Regions from separate parts of the Mus musculus genome. Here region 1 is linked to region 2. A link is a loop called in an ENCODE intact Hi-C map of the cell type or tissue named here. Cell type or tissue: heart. All regions are shown on one strand. Links, peaks and the distances in the headings refer to the core of each region. The heading gives the core; the rest is flanking DNA.

Region 1 (11,220 bases), core at 3,994-8,993, 100 kb before region 2:
AGGGCTTGGTGGCCCCAATTGCCTTTCACTGTTGTATTCTATTCCAAGGGCGAGTACACTACATTGTAATTTTCCACTCTATTCTTGATTAATAGGATTGTTTCTAGTTCAAGTCCATTATGAACATGATGCCAGGAACATTCTTGCAAATAAATCCTGGGACACATGTGCCCTTGCTCTTTTCTGGGGTGATGACCTCGTGTGGCTTCTCTTTAATCTGGGCTTAGTGTGTTCAAGCTTCTTCCCTGTCTCCTCTTTCAAAACCAGCTCTCAGGAGAGGGTCATAAGTTCACCCATGCTATGGGATACATGGCCGAGCAGGACTACTATGTATCCTGTTCGATATAACCATGAAAAGGGATCAAGTGAGTTCATTTCTCACCGTAACATTTTATGTATCTAGAAACTGACTGGGGAGAGATTCCAAAGCTGGCCCTGGCCAGGAGGTGGGGGGCATTAAAAAAAAAATCCTGTGGTGGTAAAATGAGCCAAGACAATAAAAGAAAAGCTTGCAAACAGCAGGTCAGCCAAGAGTTATAGTCTATTTAAAAGGTCAAAACCTGGGCATCAGAAGCCAAGTGCCTTGTCCAAGGATCAGTCAACAGTCAATGGGCAATCAGCTGCTGCCATAGTGGTGTCGTGTGGTTCCAACATGAGATGTCCTCCACAAGCTATGTGTTTGCACACTTAGTCCCCAACAGGTGGTGACAGTTTGGGACACTGTGGAACCCTTGGGAGGAGGAAGTGGATGGAGGAAGTGAGCCTTGAAGATGACACGTGACCAGCGTTTCCCGTCTCTCCGCCATGTCTTCCCCCATGGTGGACTGTAGCCCTTCCAACCATTAAGCCCCAACAAGCCCTCGCTCCTTTACTTTGCCTGTTGGCAAATATTTTATCACAGAAATAAGGAAGAGGGGAAAAAAACCAAACCAAACCAAACCAAAAAAACCTTAAAGATAGCCGCTGCCTCTTGAGCTCTGTCTGTATCAGTCAGACAATGCCTTCTGACACCCCAGCTCCTTTCTTTTTGTAAAAATGGACTCAGTGATAGCACTCGGCTTTAGAGATGGCTCAGCGGTTAAGAGCATTAGCTGCTCTTCCAGAGGTCCTGAGTTCAATTCCCAGCGCCCACATGGCAGCTTGCAAACTGTCTGTACCTCCCCTTCCAGGGGATCCAACACTGTCATTCACACATACACACAGGCAAAACACCAATGCACATAAAATAAATAAAAAAGAAAAGACAAAGAAATTAAACTAAGGAAATGGCTGTGTCCCATTTTGCACTGTTCTTGCCATTTAGTAAGTGATTAAAGAGCATTAGACATTTTTCTACTTATCCTCGGCTACACAGTGAGACCCCATCTCCAAACATCAAAAGAAATGGAGGCGGAGGGAAAGGGAAACATACTCGCCTACCTGAAGTAACGAAACCTAACAATATCTCTAGAACACTGCCTAACAAGTACACAGAGACCGTTCTCTATGTAGATCATATGATAGAAGAAATAGAAAACTGAAATCGATCCATAACAAGTAAAGAGACTGAGTTATAAGAAAGAAAGAAAGAAAAAAAAAGCCGAGCAGTGGTAGTGCACGCCTTTAATCTCAGTGCTTAATCCCAGCACTTGGGAAGCAGAGGCAGGAGGATTTCTGAGTTCGAGGCCAGCCTGGTCTACAAAGTGAGTTCCAGGACAGCCAGGGCTACAGAGAAACCCTGTCTCGAAAAACAAACAAAACAAAAGAGGATGAGTTAGGTAATAAACTATCAAAAACACCTCATAAAGAAAATCCCAGCTAGGTCTGGAGAGATGGCTCAGCGGTTAAGAGCACTGGCTGCTCTTCCAGAGGTCCTGAGTTCAGTTTACAGCAACCACGTGGTGGCTCACAACCATCTATAATGAAAACCGATGCCTTCTTTGGAGAGCATGAAAACAGCGTACTCATATACAAAAATAAATAAGTAAATCTTAAATCAGGAGGGTTACAGCTGGGTCTCTGTGAGTTCGAGGCGAGCCTGGTCTACAGAGTAAGTTCCAGGGTGGCCAAGGATAAATACACAGACTAACCCTGTCTCACAGCGGGTGGGGGGGGGGGGAGCAGGGGGAGAGGAGAGCATCTCTATGTAGTAATGGCTTTCCTCAAACTGCAGCAAACTCCTGTCTTAAGATCTTGCCTTCTGCTTGGGGCTTGTTCAGCCTATCTACAGGAAAGAGCACATGGAGGCTGGAGGCGGGGTTACAGTAGGGTACCAATGGAGAACAAGACTGCTGGACATGTGACCCTCTTGCCTATGTGCGAACAGGAAGTCCTGGGTGGTTTCTACAGAGTTCTTCAGAAGGTCCCCAAGGAGATTGAGCCACATGTCTCGGGACAGCCAGTGCCCAAATGCACCCTTTGTTGCTTCTTCTTCCCAGTTTGCTCGGACCTCCTCTCACACAGGGGACATCCTGCTGTCTCCTTGTCTTAGGCTTTTCTTTAGGAGGGATCCAAATGAAGTTTTATTGTAGTTTAAAGAAATTCATTAATTTTGGTTGTGTGTGTGCGTGTGTGTGTGTGTGTGTGTGTGTGTGTGTGTGTGTGTGTGTGTTGCTGGGGATCTGACTCAGGGCCTTGTTCATTCTGGGCAAGCACTGTGCCATCGTCGGCCCAGAAATCAGGATTTTTTTTTTCCAACAGAACCTCTCAAAAACTAATAGGTTCAATATAACAAAAGAAGCTTGGAGAGATGGCTCAGTGATGAAGAGTGTCTACTGCTTGTGCAGACTCCAAGTCAGCAGCCACATAGACTGACTCACCGCTGTCTTAAACTCCAGCTCCAATGCCTCTGGCCTCCACCTGCATCGTGTGCACACTCATATGTAAGGTACACATACACATAATTAATTACAATAAAAGTGAATCACTGTGTGGTGTGGAGCATGTCTTTAATCCCACCACTCATAAGGCAGAGGCTGATGGATCTCCAAGTTTGAAGCCATCCTGGTCTATAGCGTGAGTTCCAGGACAGCAAGAGCTACATAGTAAGACCCTGTCTTTAAATAAATAAATAAATAACTCGTTTGACTGGGCATTGTGGCACACAACTTTAATTCCAGTAGTCATGAGGCTGAGGCAGGCAGATCTCTGTGAGTTCAAGGCCAGTCTGGTCTATATAGTGAAACCTTGTCTCAAAATAAATTGAGGAGAGAGAGAGAGAGAGAGAGAGAGAGAGAGAGAGAGAGAGAGAGAGAACAAAAGTTAGATATGTTCAGTTGGTTAACCCAGTGTGGATAAGTATTTGATAAAAGAAAATTGACAACAGTAAAGTACTTATATAATACTGGGAAAACGGAAGCAGTCCTGGAAATGACACAAGCAAGTAGTGGCTGGAGAGGTGGCCCGATGGTTAAGAGCACCCACTGTTCCTACAGAGGACCTGGGCTCAGTTCCCAGCACCCACATCAGGTGCTTCAACCACTGGTAACTTCAACTCCAGAAGCTCTGATGCCCTCTTCTGGCCTCTGTATGTGGTGCACATGCATACATTCAGGCCCACATACATACATCTACACATAAAGTAATTATTTTTAAAAAAATAAATAAATAAACAAACAAACAAGAAGTATCTTGCATGGACGAATAGTGACTTGCAGTATAGACAGAGAAGCTGAGAAATATGGCTGCTGCTGTCTGAATAGCATTCACGCCTGTGCAGACCTGCACACAATTCAATCTCTGTAATGTGGTATTATGAAGGGGAAATTTCATCTCACTCTAGTGTGGTGGTGTTTGGGATTACACAGAGCCATGGAGCCGAGGGCCTATGAGTGAATGCTGATGGCCACCTAAGGAGAAAGAGAGACACAGAGAGAGAGAGAGAGAGAGAGAGAGAGAGAGAGAGAGAAAGAGAGACAGACAGACAGACAGACAGACAGAGACAGAGAGAGAGAGAGCCTCACACAGGCACGTGCTCCCTGTCCCTTGCTCTGTGAGGACCTCTGTCTCAAGGCTCATAGCAGAGTTCTGACGGCAAAAATGCCCATCACCTGATCCAGCCCTTCAATCTTAAACCAGAACCCTGAGCCAAATAAGGCTTCCTTTAGAAACTTAATCTGTGGTGTAGCAGGAGTAGCTAAGCCTGCAGTGGAAAACCATAATTAGTGGGAGAAAGGAAGGGAGGGAGGGAGAGAGAGAGAAAATAACATTATAACCTTAAGGGAGAAAAGTCTTTCAAGATTTTAAAAATTAAGTTCATTTGCTTGTTTGTTTATTCAGTCAGCCAGTCATTGGCAAGAGCACACACAGCAGACAGAGGACAGCTCACAGGGTCTCTCTCTCTCTCTCTCTCTCTCCCTCTCTCTCTCTCTCTCTCTCTCTCACACACACACACACACACACACACACACACACACACACACACACACACACATCAGGCTATAGCCTGTTTCACGTAGCCCAGGGTAGCCTGAACTTGCTTATGGCTGAGAGTGACCTTGAACTCCTGGCCCTTCTGTTTCCTCCTTCCAAGGGCTGGAATCATAGGCATGCGCCACCACACCTGACTTGAGGGGAAGTCTCTTAAAGTATAAAATGTAAAAAGGACAAAATAAATATTATTACTGATTACATAGTAAAAAAAAAAAAATCGATAAGAGCATCAACACCGCATTTTAGAAAAGCCAGAACACAGAAACAGCAAGCAGGCCCATCAGGGAGGAAATGGTGCATATGACCCACTTCTACCATGAACAGACAGTTTTTAAAAGCATAAAGGAATCAGTGGGGTAGCTCAGTGGATTGAAGCACTTGCTTCAAAGCTCAACCACCTAAGTTTTATCCCCAGGACCTACATGGTGGAAGAAGAAAGCTAGGTCCCACAAATTGCTCTCTGCTCTCCATACATGTGCCATGGCACCCCTAAAACACAAAATGAGTAAGAACACAGAATGAAGAAGAAATAGGAGGAGGAAGAGGAGGAGCAGGAAGAAGAAGAGGCAGAAGAGAGAGGGGCAGCAACATGGCTCAGTTCAAGCCTGAGTTCTATCTCCAGAGCTCTCATGAAGGCAGGAGAAAGCCAGTTGTACAAGGTTGCCTATGCCCTCCAGATTTACACACGTGCACACACACACATGCATACATGCACACACATGCACACACACACACACACACAAAAGTACAGGAATTGGTTAATATGAATGACTTGGGTTTTACAGTTTATAAGAATGTGTAAAGGGGCTGGAGAGATGGCTCCGTGGTTAAGAGTGTTTGCTCAGCCAGACAGTGGTGGTCCATGCCGTTAGTCTCAGCACTGGGGAGGCAGCGGCAGGTGAGTTCGAGACTAGCCTGGTCTATAGACTGAGTTCCAGGACAGGCAAGGCTATGCAGTGTGTGTGTGTGTGTGTGTGTGTGTGTGTGTGTGTGTGTGTGTGTGTGTGTGTGTGTGTGTTGAAAATGTAAAGGACATTGAACAGAAAACAATAATAGAAAAACAGGCAAGCATAGACAGACAAAAGCTCCCCAAATATAAGGAAGTAATTTGTGGGGTCTTTCAGGGGCTTTCCAGGGCATCAAAGGATTTTTAAAAAGTCAAAACAAGCCAATGCAATACAATGTAGAGATGTGAGTGGGGAGCTCTAAAAGAATCAACATTTTCTACCATCTCTCGATATATGTAAATACCTACACGAAGTCTGACTAAATTTCTCAAGATATGTATTTTTAAAAATGGGTAGGGATCAAGATTATTTGCTTCGTGGCATGTGCTTCCAGAACAGTTCTAAGCAATGAGGCCTATTTTTCCAAATGGGTTCTCAAATATCTCTCCTGGGTCCCTAGCCTTAAAGAACCATGTGGCCAGAGCCTGCAGTTTCTCCACTTTTCCAGAAGGGGGCAGAGGCACCATGAGTGGTCCACTTGGGCAAAGCGCCCCATGCCCTGAAATTGTAGGGCTGGACTCCACCTGCAGGACCCGTGAAGCTTGCCTGCTTTGCCTCCATTTAGAGACTGCTTATTTTTAAAGTTACTCTGCAAAGCACAGATTCAAGTGTTTGCCTTTGGATGCTTGTTCTAAAAATTCTGAACATACATTTGAATTTAGGATAAGGACTTGTTGCAGTAAAATAATGCTCACTACAATTTTATTAAAGCATATAATAGAACAACATGGTATTATTAAAGCATATAATAGAAAAACACAGTATTATTACCCAAAGAAAAAGCAAATGTGGCCAGCACCCATCATTCCAGCACTCAGGAGCTCAAGAAGCAGGACACCAGTCTGGGCTAGGTAGTTCAACCTTGTCTGCAAAGAAGAAGAAGAAGAGGAGGAAGAGGAGGAAGAGGAGGAGGAGGAGGAAGAGGAAGAGGAAGAGGAAGAAGAAGAAGAGGAAGAGGAAGAGGAAGAGGAAGAGGAAAAGGAAAAGGAAAAGGAAAAAGATGAAAAAGAAAAAGAAAAGGAAAAAGAAAAAGAAAATCAAAAAGGAAAGGAAAAGGAAAAAGAAAAAGAAAAAAATCTGTAAGAGTGAATGAGTCGCCCTTGAGTTGTATGTGTTATGAGAGACTAGATTTGGTATGGCTAGGATTTAGCTCATTTCCCCCCAGGGAGGTAAATTATCTCATTGAGGAAATCTGTAAATTTAGCCCTTGTTAACTACATTCTTTTGTGGTTTGGTTCAAGAAGCATAAATTGTTGGCCCATAATTCCAGCACTTTAAAGAATGAGGCAGGGAGACCATCGTTTTGAGGCTATCCTGGGCTACACATTGAGGACTAGTTTTCAAAAAAGAATGTAAGTTATGACTTTGTATGAAAAGATACATCAGACTTAAATTATCATTCTTTGGGTCCCATTCTTCCAGGGGTGCCTAATCTATATTCCAGAAAACTTAATCATACAAAAAAGCAGGTTTGATTATTGAATTTGCTGACTCTTTTGAGAAAGGGTCAAAGAAACAGAAAGCTGAGGTTTGAAGAGTTGAACCATACAAAAACAAAGTCTTAGGAACGGAAAATGATGGTGCCAGTCAGGAGGTGGTGGTGCACACCTTTAATCCCAGCACTGGAGAGGCAGAGGCAGACAGGTCTCTGGGTTTGAGGCCAGCCCAGTCTCCAGGGCAAGCTCCAGGACAGCCAGGGCTACACAGAGAAACCCTGTTTCAAAAACAAAGCAACAGGGGCTGCAGAGATGGCTCACCAGTTAAGAGCACTGACTGTTCTTCCAGAGGTCTTGAGTTCAAATCCCAGCAACCACGCGGTAGCCCATAACCATCTGTAATGGGATTTGATACCCTCTTCTGGTGTGTCTGACAGTGTACTCATATAAATAAAAATAAATATATCTTTTAAAAAAACCCAAAGCAACAACTAAAAAAACAAAAACAAAAACAAATATTACCATCAACTTTAAAGACATAAGGAAGAAGTCCAGACACAAAGCTCGTGTCAGATGATGCAAAACTGAATTAACCAAAACCGCAGAAAAGGAGCCGTAGACACAGAAGGGTGGTCAGGCCTGTGGGAGCTGATGGCTCACCAAGTGGCAAGGCCTTGCCTGAGGGTTCTGCATCTGTGTTCCTTCTTCCTCAGGACTGAGGTCAGAGGAGACTGTCCAGCTTCACACCACCTCCAAAGTCAACATCTGCAGGCCTGCCTGTTATGGTCTGGGCACAGCCTGACTGGAGCCTGGGATGTGCCTTTTATTACATAGGTATTTGATTTTGACACAATGGATGTCAAAGGTTATTGACATTCTGAGTATCTTTCACAAAACTAAGTGTGAGTAACTCTTGTGGCTGGGGACAGTAGCTCTATGTGGTCCAATACTTACCTACGTAAGGCCCTATGTTCAGTGTCCAGCACCTATAAACATAAAAGACATGATGGGGGGCGCTCAGCAGGTAAAGGTGCTTGCCACCAAGGCTGATAATCAGCTGAGCTCTGTACCTGGGGACCCACATAGTGGAAGAGAACTGCAAGCTGTACTCTGACCTCCATACCGGTGCAGGGGCACTTCTGCACCCCTCCTCAGCAAAATGAATAATAAATGTAACTTAAAAAATTAAAAATTAAAGAGTTCAATTCCCAGCTCCTGTCAGCGTACAACTGCCTGTGACTCTACCTGCACCGGAGATCCCACCTCTAGCTTCTCGGGGTACCTACACTCTCTTGTGTATGCCCACAGTGTCCCTAGAGGTCAGAAGGACCCTGAAGCCCTGGGACTGGAGTTACAGAAGATGGTGAGCACAATATGGGTGCTAAAACATCAGACCCGGAGTCCCTGAAAGAACAGCTGTGCTCTTAACTACTGAGACATCTCCCCAGCCCCAAGCCTTTAGCTCTTCTAAAACCGTCATATTTTACAAGTCCAATGTTTTTAACTGTCTCTCAAAAATATTAAATAAATAAGCCAGGAAGGACTAAAATAAGTACACGATTGAAGGGTGTTCAATCACTGGCTGAGCCCCTCTTTCTCATGGCAGTTCTTAGATCTCTGAGAATTTTCCTGGGTGGGGTGATCAGTCGTGGCTAGCTGGCCAAGTTCCGAGGGAGGAGCAAGGGACAATCAGGAGGTTTAAACAATGCCCAGGAGGGAGTTACTGCTCTCTGGGAAATCCAGGCAGGTGACAACCCAGGAAACAGAGGCAACTGAAATTGAACCAAAGGGATGGGCAGGAGGGTGGGAGCTGAGAGCACCCCTGAGTAAAGGGATTAGCAGTTTTGAGGGAACTAGTATGTTTTTATGAGCTCTCCCTGGCCAGGTGTGGGCAGGGGGAAAGGTCTTGAGAGCTTTGGAAATCGAGAGCTTTGGAAATTGTGGTTTGCTTGCTTGCTTGCTTGCTTTCTCTCTCTTCCTCCATCCCCCTCCCTGCCTACCTTCTTCTTCTCCCCTCCCCTCCTTCATCTCTCCTCCCTCTCTCTTTCCTCCTTTGCTCCTTTCCCAACTTCATATTCTCTTTCTTCCTTTTTCTCATCCCTCACATTTTTTTTTTTCCTTTGTGGAGACAAAGTCTCTTCAACATAGCCCCAGGCTGTCCTGGAACTCACTCTGTAGACCAGGCTGTAGATCCTCCCACCTGCCTCTGCCTCCCGAGCGCTGGGATTAAAGGCGTGCACCACCCTGCTCTGCTCCACTCCTCATTTTCTTTAAAGACAAAATCTCACTCAGTAGTAGCTCAGGCTGGCCTAGAAACTTGTTACGTGGCCTAGGCTAGCCTCAAACTTTCTACCTTCCTGCCTCAGCTTTCTGCCAGACAGGTGTACAGCACCACACCAGGCACAAACCATACTTTTCCAGGAAACTGTCTTGTCAGAGACGGGCGAAGGCTGTTTTCAGCTTGGTTTGAGACATTCTGTTCACTCAGGAAGCTCGGGTCTGCTCTATTAGACTCAGACAATGAGAAGGAGAGGACAAGGCAGGCTTTGTAAGCTAGTAAGAAAGACAGACAGGAAGTGTCTCTGTGGGACAGGTGTTGAAGTGAAACCAGGGACCCAAGCACAAGACAAGTCACCAGACTCAGGCCAAAGGCAGCAAGCTACCACGAACCAGTTTGATTCTGTGAGTCAGCTGGTAAACTGAATCCTGTTTTTATTTTATTTCAGACAGGTTCTCTGTACAGCCCCGTCTGTCCTGGAACACTCTATGTAGAACAGGCTGGCCTCCAGCTCATAGAGATGGGCCCTCTGAGTGCTGGGATTGAAGGCAAAGGACACCATGCCCAATGCTAAGCCTTTTTACCACTTTTTGCTGTTGTTTATTTGTTTGGGTTTTTTTGAGACAGGGTTTCTCTGTGTAGCCCTAGCTGTCCTGGAACTCATTCTGTAGACCAGGCTGGCCTCAAACTCAGAGATCCTCCTGCTTCTGCCTCTAGAGTGCTGGGATTAAAAATGTGTACTACATCCTAAAACTGTGGCTCCAAATCCTGTTTTAGCTGTAATAGCTCACTGCATTGTAATACCCCTTCCTCATTCCCAAAGAGATGCGTTGAAGGTTTAAACCAACTACCTAAGACCATGACCTTACCTAGAAGCAATCTTTGCCAAAGCAATTAAGATGGGGTCATATCAGAATAGGATGGATCCTTAATTCAATATGACATTAGTTGCAAGAATATGGCCTTATGAAGACAGAGGCAGACATGACATTGGAGGCAGAGGTCAGAGTACTGAAGCAGCAAAACCAGGCAAGCCACTAGAGAGAAGGACGAGGAATGGAGGAAGCCCATTACCTAGCAGAGGGGGCATGGCCTCCCTTGCCTACACATCAGATTTTAAGGATGGCCATGCCTACACCAAAGTTTGGATGCCTAGCTTCTAGAACCATAAAAGGAGTGTATTTTTGTTTGCCAACCAGTTTGTGGATTCATAGAACTGCAGCTGGAGCCAAGAAGCAGCCTCCAGCGCTGCAGCTTCACCCACAGACACAGAAACATTGTAGTCATTGTAGTCATTTGTTTCCATTAAAAAATGATGCATGAGCCAGGTCTTGTGCACACACCTTTAATCACAGTTCTCAGGACTCAGAGGCAGGAGGATCTCTGTGAGTTCGAGGCCAGCCTGGTCTACAAAGAGCGTTCCAGGACAGCCAGTGCTGTTGTTACACAGAGAAACCCTACCTCGAAAAATCAAAACCACCAACCAAACAACTAACCAAACAAACAAAACCACTGTATTCCTTAATCCCAGTGCTCAGGAAGCAGAAGCAGGCAGATCTCTGAGTTCAGGCTTGTCAGCAAGGGCCTTTACTTGCCGAACCATCTCACCACTAGCCCAGTTTTTGTAGTTTTTAACAGATGGGTTAGTTTGTACATGCTTGCCCCAGGGAGTGGCACTATTTGGAAGTTTGGCCTTGTTGGAGTAGGTGTGTCACTATGGGTGTGGGCTTTAATATCCTTGTCCTAGCTGCCTGGAAGCCAGTTTTCTGTTTGCCTTCAGAACAATATGGTTGAACTCTCAGCTCCTTCTACCCTGTGCCTGCCTAGGTACTGCTATACTCCTGCCTTGATGATAATGGACTGAACCTGTGAACCAACCCCAGTTAAATGCTGTCCTTATAAGAGTTGCCTTGGTCATGGTGTCTGTGAACAGCAGTAAAATCCTAACTAAGGCTACAGACATTACAGAATCCATGTGTCCATGTGTGCAGATCCTCACTTCTTTCTTTCCTCCATGCCCCTTACAGCATACCTACTGTGAACCAAGTGTCCATGAGCAGCCTCACCCTGTCCTCCCCACACTTGCAGT
Region 2 (11,220 bases), core at 2,905-7,904:
AAGTCCCGAAGGGCACTGCCTTTCACAGAGAAGAAGAAAAAAGCCGAGGCATTTAATAAAACCCAGAACCAGGAGAACACCTTCCCTTGTAAAAAGTGCGGCAGGTAAGAAGTCCCTTCCTTGTCTTCAGAGGAACCCATTAATGTTAGGGCAGGGACTTTGACGCTGCTGGGGGCGGGGCCCCGGATCTGCTTTTTTTGATCAGCTCAGTGGGTTTCCAGGGTAATGGCGTCATGAGGCAGGCATGATATGAAGGGGCGGGGCGGGAACTTCCCGAGTGGGCGGGGCAAGGGTAGGGGCTAGGTGGACCGGCTGGGGTTTGAGGGAGGAGAGTGGAGGGGTGACTCTCTCATCGGAGCCCTTCCTGCCCGCCGCAGGGTGTTTTACAAGGTGAAGAGCCGCAGTGCTCACATGAAGAGTCACGCAGAGCAAGAGAAGAAGGCCGCAGCTCTGAGGCTGAAGGAGAAGGAGGCTGCAGCGGCCGCCGCACATCAGCAGGCGCTGAGAGAAGAGAGCGGCGAAGGGGAGAAGGGCTGAGGACCCTGCTGGATCCTATTGCCGGGCTCCCCAGCACCCCAGTCCCTGGAACCTCTAGAAGGGGCCAGGAGAGGGTCACTTGGACTTTGCTCTGCAGAACAAACCCGATAATGAAAAATAAACCGGCTCTTTTATTTACAAAGGCCAAGGACAGTGTTAAGGGCTGCAGGATCCAGTTCTCTCAGTATCTGGTTGGTCCCGAGTTCTGCTTTCCCGGAGCCTAGAGAGGCCGGGCCACTTGGAATGGGCTAGAGCTCTACAGCTGCTTCTCTGATCTCTGCTGTTGCATCTGTGCCTCTTTCATCCCAGGTCCTTAGTAAGCCACCACGGCAAGCCAAGCACAAGCTCGCCCCATGGCAGCATTGTTCCTCCTTCCGCAGAGGACCTGGAAGGCTGTGCAGACTTTTATCTAAGCCCCCAGAGGGACTCCTTAGAGAGCGGTGGCCTTAACACCTGTGTTGTCCTTGTGCTGTCATGCTCAGGCCGGAGTTGCTCCAACAATCCCGTCTGGAGGTCCCCACTTCCTTAGGCGTATCTCGGAGGGCTATTTTCAACCCCTTTGCTGCTTGTTAACAGCCCGTCTGGGGCTGTCAAAGTTTTCTCAGAAGTTTGGAGTTCGTGCCCTGCTCTCAGCCTACTACACGGAGAGGAACTGTTCAGAGGCCAGAAGATGCAGAGCTCTGCCCGAGAGATCTTTTGACAAACTCATGACTAGCATTTTATACCTTTGAGTCCCGGAGGCTGCTAAAGGAGCCTCAAGCAGGTCCTAGAGAGGCCTGGCCTGCTCTTTGGTGCCAGCTTCCTTCTTGCCTGTCGAGTTCTCAGTAGCTGCCAGCTGATCCCACCGCACCCCACTCAATGTTGATATTCACAGTCCTCCCTCCCCCCAATACGGCATGCTGGAGTTTGCTGGATTCTTCCCTGGGAGGGTGATGTCTCCTAACTAGATTAGACAGGAGCCTTCATTCTGTGGCTTGTTGTCATTTGGGAACTATTTATTTATTTTTTTTAATATTTAAGTTTTAACATCCTCAGGGACCAGGGGCCTCTTGCTTTCCAGAGGTCCAAGTGCATTTATCCCAAAATAAGGCACCTTTTTGGCATCCCCAAGCCCTCCCCCAGTTCCATGGCCCTGGGGTCCCTTACCTTGTGGCTCTTGGCCGCAGGAATGACAGAAACTGATCGGGCTGGGAAGGCGGGGAGTGTTATCAGTCACAGGAAGCCAGCAGATGTGGGTGAGGTCAAAGGCAGGTCTCTGTCCTGCCTTTTCTGTACTTTCAAATGCTCGAGGGAGTTGGCAAGAGGCCAGAATTCTAGTTTTGGTTATCAGCCTCGATTCTGGCTTGAAGAAACCATATTTGGCTTGGAATTACTGAAGGGTTGGAATGTTCTAGAGTCCCCTTCGCTTTCCAGTTCAGTAGGGGCCTAAAGCCACTTTTCTGATATCATCACTTAATTTTAGTTGTACAAAAGAGAGTCTTAAGTGACCGTGTGTCTGACTGTTTAGAATGTTAGTAAGGAGCGGAAATAGCCTACAGCCCGTTGGGAATTGGAAATAGAGATGGGGTTTTGTTTTGAAGCTGTAGACTATTGGGTATTTCTTACATTCATTTACACATTAGTATGGTTCTATGAGAGAGCTGCGGGTGGAAATAACAAACCTGTCCCCCTAGATACCTAGACAGTTACCTTAACCTTCAGTTTCCCCGGTTTGTTTCCTTCATAGGCTTCTATCAGCTCGAAGTCCCGGGATTACAAAAATGTGGTACCCTCTAGAAGCAGGAGGGCAACAAGTTTAGGATCTCTTCTAAATCACTTCTATAACGCGTGCCTTCACAGCTCAGCCCCAAAGTGCCACTTAGGTTTCCCAAGGTTCTTTTCTATTTAAACCATATCTGGCTCAGGCCCCTTGGTGGACAGGTGATAGCAGCCACATGAGATCCTTCAGCCACATGAGACTCCTCTGCTCAGTGGTACCAACTAATCCTTAGAAATCTTAATTAAAAACAGCAAAAAAGCAAGAACTTTTCTAAGTTCACAGAGACCAGATGACTATAGCCGGGGTGGGGGTGGGGGGATAAAGATGGTACCTTTAGGTAGTGATCCCACCAGACACTGTTTTAGAGGGGCCCATGCTCCAGCGCGCCCGTGTGGAAACTGAACTAGTTCAAAGCGGAGATGCACGTGCGGCCGGAGGCTGGCGCAGGCGCGTCCTTACTGGTGCTTTCTCGTACGAACACACTGGGCTTGGCTTTTGTTGTTCTTTCTATTCAGAGCTCCCTGTTTGACAATAACGTCCCTATACAGTGTCACCCTGCCTGTCCCCCAGCTTCCACCTGCATTCAGAGAAGGCCATGACACTGACCGTGCCTGTGTTCTGGGCCATCTCTGAGGTCTCTTGCCCTCACTGCTGTCCTCCAAGCCTTCAGCAGCCCCCTTAGAGCTAAAGTACCCACCCACCCACCGTCCTTGCCGCCCCACCTCCCACCCCGGCACAGAGGCCCTGTGCTCATGATGTCTAAAGGGATTGCCTATATTTAACTGCCTCAGTCACCCAACCTCTTTCTTCTCATGTGCCAGATGTTAAAGACAGAGGAGGAAGAGTGCAATAGTACTCAAGCCTCAGCTGTTGAAATGTTTTTATTGGGGCTCACTGTTCTGGGTTATTATTTATTACTAGACTGGCAAAGCCTAACCCCTTAGGTTTTTACAGGAAGTATGCATATTTTTATATAAAAACAGTTGTGTCTAACCCACATTTGGCTGTGTTTGTTGCCTCAAAAAAAAAAAAATTGCAGCTGTTAGAACTTTTCCTCATTTGTCTCTTACGTTAAAGGCCTTGCTGGAGAGGATGGAGCACAGAACAGCCTTGACAGTCTGTAATTAGTGTACAAATATTTTAATAGCATAAAGTAAGTATATTCCTTTTATTTTGAAACAAAATGGTCAGACACTGCCTTTCATGTGTTTGTTGCCTGTGGCACTCTTTTTAAAAAAGACTGTTACATATTAAAATAGTGTACATATATATATATATATAAATATAAATATTACCTCTTTGTGTACAGTTGTGATAGACCAGACTGAAAATTTTATTTTTTGTGTGCTTTTTATAAAAAAAAAATTAATACACTAAAGAGAATCTTGCTGTGATTGTAATGTACCTATGTAACTTATTTACTTTTGAATGTTCTGTATCTTAAGACCTTTTATTAAATAAGGTTTTAAAAAAAATTCATTGTTGAATACCACATTCTTATAGGGGTGTTTTTGCCGTCTGGGACTGATAGGCCTTGTTTTGCTTGAAGAGAACTTACCCGCCTTTTCGGGGCCATAAACATTCTGTTTTGCTATCTTGTATACTCAGTAAGGATAAGAAGGCAATATGTTTGCAGTTTGCCTGGCTACAAAGGTAAGTAGTCACGGGGTTTTGTGTACACACACACACACACACACACACACACACACACACACACTTTAAACAAGAAAGCCAAGTCAGACACTCACAGGAACCAGTAGATGGAATTCTCTTTCCTAGTTTTGTGGGGAGGAACCAAGTAGTTGCAGAGTGGGATCAGGTGGTTCCCGGAAGTCAGAGTTAAAGACTGAATTCATAGAATGGATGAGCAATATGAGATAAGTCCGTCGTGGTAGATGCGTATCAATAAAGCCAGCTTAAATCCACGGCAAAATTAAATAAAGCATGCGTAGCAATAGCTAAGAAAGAATCAGGGAAGGCGGGGGGGGGGGTGTAAAAAGAAATGCGCCGTCATAGAATAGACTCCTCAAACCCCTTCTTGGCACCATAGCAACCGCCAGATCCTCTGGAGCCCGCGTATCTCGCGTCGTCATGGACACAGTTGTCACGGTGACACTGGGGGAGACAAGCGGACCGGTTCCGCCCTCCACTGCAGCTGCACGCCGGCCGTTGCGGGAGCGCGCGGACATAAGCGCTAGGCAGAGCTGCCTCCAGCCGAGTTTCTCCCCCATCCCGTGCTTCCTGCCGCTTGGGTTCCCGGTGCTCGGAGTGCCGCCTCTCCCCACGTAGCCAAGCCACGGCCTCGCGTGACCCTCAGCCCGCCGGCGTGCCGGGGAGAGGTGGGAGGAGCTGCCACGCCCCGCGACCGCACCCAGCCATCTCCCGCCCGGAGTCATCAGTCTTGAGCCCACCTTGCTCCCTCTCTTTAAGCGGTGACGCCAGACACAGCTGCAGCCAGTTCAGCCCTCCCTGCCCGGACCAAAGGGGGCGACATTCGAGTGATAGGCGGAGTGTCCCGTGGCTCCCGACCCTGACTTGGGACCCGGAAGGGACAAGAAGGAACTCTGGTGTCTTTTGGTAATTGTGGTTGCCTGAAGCTTGTCGCCCCCTGGCCTACCGGGGGAGGAGAGCATGTTGTATTGTCCTAGGCCCTATAGCCTCGTGAGCCAGTCCAAGCAGTGTCTGTAGAACTGGCACTTTTAATAGTTGGGTGAAATGGCTATGACACTATTGGAAGACTGGTGCAGGGGAATGGATGTGAACTCTCAGAGAGCTCTGTTGGTCTGGGGGATCCCTGTGAACTGTGATGAGACCGAAATTGAAGAGACCCTCCAAGCTGCGATGCCCCAGGTATCCTATCGAGTGCTGGGGAGAATGTTCTGGAGGGAAGAAAATGCTAAAGCAGCCTTGTTAGAGCTCACTGGGGCAGTGGATTACTCCCTGATACCCAGGGAGATGCCAGGCAAAGGAGGGCTCTGGAAAGTGGTGTTTAAACCCCCCACTTCCGACGCAGTTTTTTTGGAAAGGCTGCACCTCTTTCTAGCTAGGGAAGGGTGGACCGTGCAAGATGTTGCTCGTGTGCTTGGGTTTCAGAACCCTGCTCCAGCTCCAGGCCCGGAAATGCCAGCAGAGATGCTCAACTATATTTTGGATAATGTTATTCAACCTCTTGTTGAGTCCATATGGTATAAGAAGCTGACGTTATTCTCCGGGAAGGACATTCCCGGGCCTGGCGAGGAAACCTTTGATTCCTGGCTGGAGCACTCAAATGAAATCATAGAGGAATGGCAGGTGTCGGATATAGAAAAGAGACGGCGGTTGATGGAGAGTTTGAGAGGCCCCGCTGCTGACGTCATCCGCATCCTCAAGACCAACAACGCCGCCATAACGACCGCAGAATGCCTGAAGGCTCTTGAGCAGGTCTTTGGGAGTGTGGAGAGCTCTAGAGATGCACAGGTCAGATTTCTGAACACTTACCAGAACCCAGGAGAAAAGTTATCTTCGTATGTTATCCGTCTGGAGCCTCTGCTGCAAAAGGTAGTAGACAAGGGGGTCATTGATAAAGATAACGTGAACCAGGCTCGCTTGGAGCAGGTCATCGCTGGGGCTAACCACAGTGGGGCCCTCCGAAGGCAGTTGTGGCTGGCCGGGGCTGAGGAAGGGCCTGCACCCAACCTCTTCCAGTTACTGGTGCAGATTCGAGAGGAGGAAGCCAAGAAGGAGGAGGAGGAGGCCGAGGCCGCCCTCTTGCAGCTAGGCCTGGAGGGGCACTTCTGAGTCCTAGGACTGGCCAGGCTGCTTTTGATATACCTGTGACGTTTTAGTAAGCCTGCCACTCAAAGCAAGCACCCAGCCTCCTCCTGGCTTGGTTTTGTTTCCTGAGGGATGGGATGGGGAAGTCAGGCCCGCATATTCCTGTAACATTCACAGAAGTGTGTGATTGTCAGGAGCTGCAACGGTAAAGGTGGTCCTTACTGCCTAAAGTGAATGCTTGATGCCAGCCCTCCTGGCGACATCTCTGACAGCTGTGCACAAACGTGAAGCTGTGACACTTCCTGTCAAGGTGGTTGCGAAGCTGCAGGTTCTGATGCTAACCGCGCACCAGGTTCACAGACTGTACAGTACAAACTCTTGTGTTTGTTACTAACACTGTGGATGGTTTTACTGTAAATTGTTCCCAATTTGTATCGATGGAAAGAATGTGATTCTATTAGAAGATATTACTCATCTTGAAAAATGCGGATTTCTAATTCCTCACGGCTCAACGCTGGAATCAGTTTCCCTGAAAAGGATCCTCGGACTAAAAGTGGCATGTTAGAAAAAACCAGGCCTTTACCGAGCTGCACAATCAGTTCCTCACGGTGGAAGACAGAAGTCCTAGGGGGAGTGGCCGTGGCCAGTCTACACTTCCCCCACTTCAAAGACTAGTCATTTAATAATTGGTCAGCGCTAAGGGTTCTAAGTTTGAAGTTATTGAATAGATGTATACAAATAAAAATTTGAAAATTCTCATTTTTCCTGACACGTATAAAATTTTTCAGTTAATTTAGCTCCGTATATTTTTCTCCTAACAAGGACTTTTGTTCATGTAAAACAAAACAAAACAAAACAAAAATTACCCTCCTTGCTATGAATTTAAGTTGCAGTGTCACCTATACATCTTGGTTGGGTGGTTCCTTGGTTGTTTTGTCACAGTCCCACTCTGTAGCTGAGGCTGGCCTGAAATTCACTCTGTAGCCCAGGCTGACCTCAAACTTGCAGCGGTCCTGGGATTACAGGTTTGAGCCACTACCCCTAGCTATTTCTTGTAGATACTGTCTCACTGTGTAGCATGGGCTACTGCTCTTGAACCTGTGATCCTTCTGCCTACCTCTTGGGGGCTGAGATTCTAGGCAGACACTACTACATCTACCTTTCAGTGAGTTCAATTTCCACATGACTTCCTCAAGGCAAGAGATAACAACCAAAGAGAGATGTTTCTATGAAATCTGATAAAAAAAATTGAATTGGGGCTTAGGTTAGCTAGCAACCTTTCTGTTTTAAAGTCATTGTGTGACTGACAGTGTTTCGGCACAGAAACAATGATCTAGTCCACTTTGTGTGCAAAGTGTTTGTCTCCCAATAGCCATTTTATAAGTTTCAGTGACTGCAGATGCCCACCTCTGAGCTCCCGGGTCAATCTGGAAATGCCCTGAAATTTTCTTTTAGGGTCTGAGACTAGAGCTGGGGTAATAGGCACTGTCAATCTCTGAGGTTTTGCTTCATGGATGCACCAGTGTGAATGGGGCAGGGCAGAGAATGGGGCGGGGCAGGGTGGGGGTGGGGGACAGGACTCTGCCATTCTGCCATTTGTTAATTGTGACTGTTAGCTGGTGGATGCTAATATTCTTATGTGTTGGTCCAGATTTTTCTTTTTAAAATATTGTGTGTATGTATGTTGGTGTATATGTTATGGTATGAATATGGAGGTCAAAGGACAACTTGCAGGAACCCATTTTCTCCTTCTACCACGTAGGTCCCTCAACGTAAGATTTGACTTCCTACACTTTTATACAAGCTCGAATTCCGCTATCCTGAGCTAACCAACCACTCTCACTTAGATATATGTTCTTAAAAACAAGGATGGAGTCTGCATCTTTTATGTTGTCGGCATCCTTGGCTTCACATAGGAACATAGTACTTGCTTTGATTGTGGGCAAAGACATGTGGAGGACACGGGACAACTTGTAGGCATCAGCTCTGTCCTTCCACCAAGTAGTTCTGGGGGGGATCAAGCTCAGGTTGGCAGCTTACGGTGACAGCCTTTACATGCCAAGACACCTCACCAGCCCACCCTGTCCTGCCAATGCCACCTCACCTCGGTGGTTGCTAGATTGCTTTCTTCAGTAGCAATGAGTGAAGCTAAGATCACACGCATGCAGGTCGAGCACTTTACCACTGTACGGCAGGCCTGCCCCTTGTTCTGGTTTGTTGTTTTAGAAGTCTCACATTGTACAAAGGAAGCTGTCCTGCAACTTGCTATGTAGCTGAGGTTGGTTTTGAACTTATAATCTCCTGCCTCATGTTCCCCAGGGCTGGTATTATATAGGCTTGTGCCACCATGTTTAGAATACTTTCTTTATATAGCTGATTGATTGCATCCCATGAGGAAAAGTATTTTACTATTTAATTAAATGTAAGGCCCATACATTCATATGGAATACGAAACATGTGAGCATTCCCCTTTTCCAGTCTCTTTGAGTTGAGTTTCCTCTGTAGCCTAGGCTATTCTTGAACTTGCCTAGCCTCCTGCCTCAGTCTCCTGAGATGCTGACACACATCCTTTGAGCAAGAAAACTGAATTAAAAGTAACTGATTTGATTTGTTTTCTTTCTATAAGCTCAAAAAATTTTAAATTCTGATTTTTTTTTTAGAAAGGTATATTCAAAGACCAGTGAGATCATAGAAACTGCATGGCGGTTTTATTCTGTAACTAAAGTACATTTTGACTGACAGCACAGACTGTACACTGGCAAATGTATGGTGCTCCTGATCCTGTGGGGTTACCCTGTTTCTCAGGGGTCTCTCGGCTAACCTTTACTAGGGATGATCATGGGCAGGCAAGCTTGCTGACCGTGGGAATCCTCTTTCCAGTGGACACATAATGGTGGGTGAGTTAGAAAGTCAGCAAAGGACATGCTCACCAGTGCTAAGTGAGGAAGAAATTAGCAGAGACTGATTCAGCTGTGTGCTGTGCACACCTTTAATCCAAGCACTTGGGAGGCAGAGGCAGAGGCAGAGGCAGAGGCAGAGGCAGGCAGATCTCTGTGTTTGTGAACAGCCTTGTCTACAGAGTGAGTTCTACGACAACTAGGGCTACACCTGAGACCTCGCCTCAGTCAGTCAGTCAGTCAGTCAGTCAGTCAGTCAGTCAGTCAGTCAGTCAGTCAATCAATCAATCAATCAATCAATCATCAATCAATACGAGTTAAGGGTCTTTGCACCCTGGTTGCTCTCCCTTTCTCTCCTCCCTGGCCCTCTCACCACATGCATGGATTCTACTATTCAAAAGCTGAATTGCTTTAGAAATCAAATATCATGAAAGTTACTCTAATATTAACTAGAATACAGTAACCAAAGGACTTCTTTTTTTTTATAAAATAACATGATTTATTACTATTTTAAAACAAGTTTCACAAAATAACATTCAGAAACTCAATATTACTAAATAATTTAATGCACAATAAGTTTAGTCATAAAGTCATGCTACAAAAGTCCTGTGTAGAAAAGATTATTACCAAAGCATTAACAGATGTTAAAACGTTCTTCAGAATGAACATGGATCTAGAAGTCAAAGCTTTGCGAATGATGCTCCTGGCCATGAACGACAACCTGAGAGAAGCAGGTGGACTGGGTACCTTCTGCTCTCCACTGGCCATTGGCAGGAGTGGTCCCACTTGGCAACAGCGTCATAGGCAGGGTCTCCCACTGACTGGAGACATACCATGTAATGTAGACAACACTAAAAAGAAAATTTTAAATCTAGATATGGGCCAGGCGGTAGTGGTACATGTCTTTAACTCCAGCACTAGGGAGGCAGAGACAGGTGGATCTCTGTGTTTGATGCTAGCCTGGTCTACATACAGAGTAAGTCCCAAGACTGCCTGGGAAACCCTGTCTTGAACAACCAAAACCAAACTAAACCAAACCAAAGTTTCTATTCTAAATAGAAAAGCTATTTACACCCTCCCAGAGGGATGACCTCGGATACAACCCAAATCAGAAAGGCAGAAAATCCTAAGTGAGTATGAAGACGGGCGTGTGTGGACAAAGGTTGAAGTCTGAGTCCGGACTCCTGTGTGCGTTCCTATGAGCCACACTCATAATTTTAAAGTGCAAATCTATTTTAAAAATAGTTTATTCTCTCTTCCTTCTTGTTAAAATTGTCAGATCATAATTGGTTGTCTGGGTCCTCTAATCTGCCCAATATGGGAAATCAATGAGAATCTGATTAGGACTTCTCCTGTGTTCTATCAGGCTAAAAGTCTATAGTTTTTCCTGTCTGCTTCCTTGCTTACAGTTAGTGATGGACACAGACATGGAACTCGGAAGGCTGAGTGATCACTGATGCAGCTGTTCACACTGGGTAAGGAAGGGTAAAGGGCCATGACCTCGTCGGCTGCCACACACAACCCGACTCTGCTGCCCGGCTGTTGCTTCATTAGTCACAGACTCATTCTCGGCCCACACAAAGGACATGGATATCTGAGACTGACTGTGGGAAGGACAGGTTTTCTCCCCTTGCCGTTACTGTTTACCGTCTCAGTGAACTCGGAACAGCTACCTCAGTCAGAGACAAGAACTCCTCAACCATTTTTCAAAGTGAATGATTACATGCAAACTGTCTAGGCCGGCTAACTGCTTTGTTTGTTTGTTTGTTTTGACCTCAAGAAAAACCCAGGTAAAAGACTCCCTGCTTTCTCTGTCACCAACTCTGAGCCAATGACAGATTTATTTCCAATGCTCCCTCGTTTTCAGACCCCTGACAAACACCTATTCAACAACAAACACCTATTCAACCAGAAACTTCCATTCCAGAGCCACATTTAGGTCAGCCCCAGGAAGCATTCCAAGTAACTGAGCGGTGAGGGACAGCACCCTTCTGGTCAGTTGCACTGGACATCTGCATCAGCTAACTTCTGGGCACGAGCAACTCAATACAACACAGTCTAGACTTAATGACTGACACACCCTGCAAAAGAGTCTGTGCAGGGTGATACATTTTCTAAAGTGTAATACAAATATTAAGCTTTAGAGACAGAACAAAATCTATCATAAAAGCTAGATTTTGTTGACAGTGACAGAGGTAGATTAACTGGTCAACCATTGTCCTAACATGAGCAGGGGACAAGAAACTCAAGTTGAAATCCTACAGGCAGAAGTTT

The links. A loop is a pair of places that touch in the nucleus more often than their neighbours do. Peaks named below come from ENCODE experiments on the same cell type or tissue, not always from the same donor. Only the 100,000 strongest peaks of a DNase experiment are listed, where the experiment ranks them.
Region 1: it touches region 2 in a loop (6-fold over the local background); 5 of 42 quality-filtered maps call a loop at or near these places.

Annotation. Positions count from the first base shown.
Region 1 is chr12:84,244,064-84,255,283 of GRCm38, reverse strand. No RefSeq gene overlaps it. Among named protein-coding and RNA genes, the nearest start is that of Mideas, 31 kb to the right of the region's middle. In heart, for the core only: no CTCF peak of the experiment used is centred there; a DNase peak (open chromatin) is centred at 5,883.
Region 2 is chr12:84,141,719-84,152,938 of GRCm38, reverse strand. Pnma1 (paraneoplastic antigen MA1) reads left to right here and starts at 4,450. Exons shown (of 1, transcript NM_027438.3): 1 at 4,450-6,808. The coding sequence starts at 5,012. The coding sequence ends at 6,073. It overlaps Mideas (mitotic deacetylase associated SANT domain protein), which reads left to right. Exons shown (of 13, transcript NM_001163501.1): 12 at 1-104; 13 at 378-3,771. The coding sequence ends at 537. It overlaps Dnal1 (dynein, axonemal, light chain 1), which reads right to left. Exons shown (of 8, transcript NM_028821.3): 8 at 9,422-11,220. In heart, for the core only: CTCF peaks have their summits at 4,690 and 4,892; DNase peaks (open chromatin) are centred at 4,468 and 4,578; H3K4me3 peaks cover 1,234 bases; H3K27ac peaks cover 1,505 bases.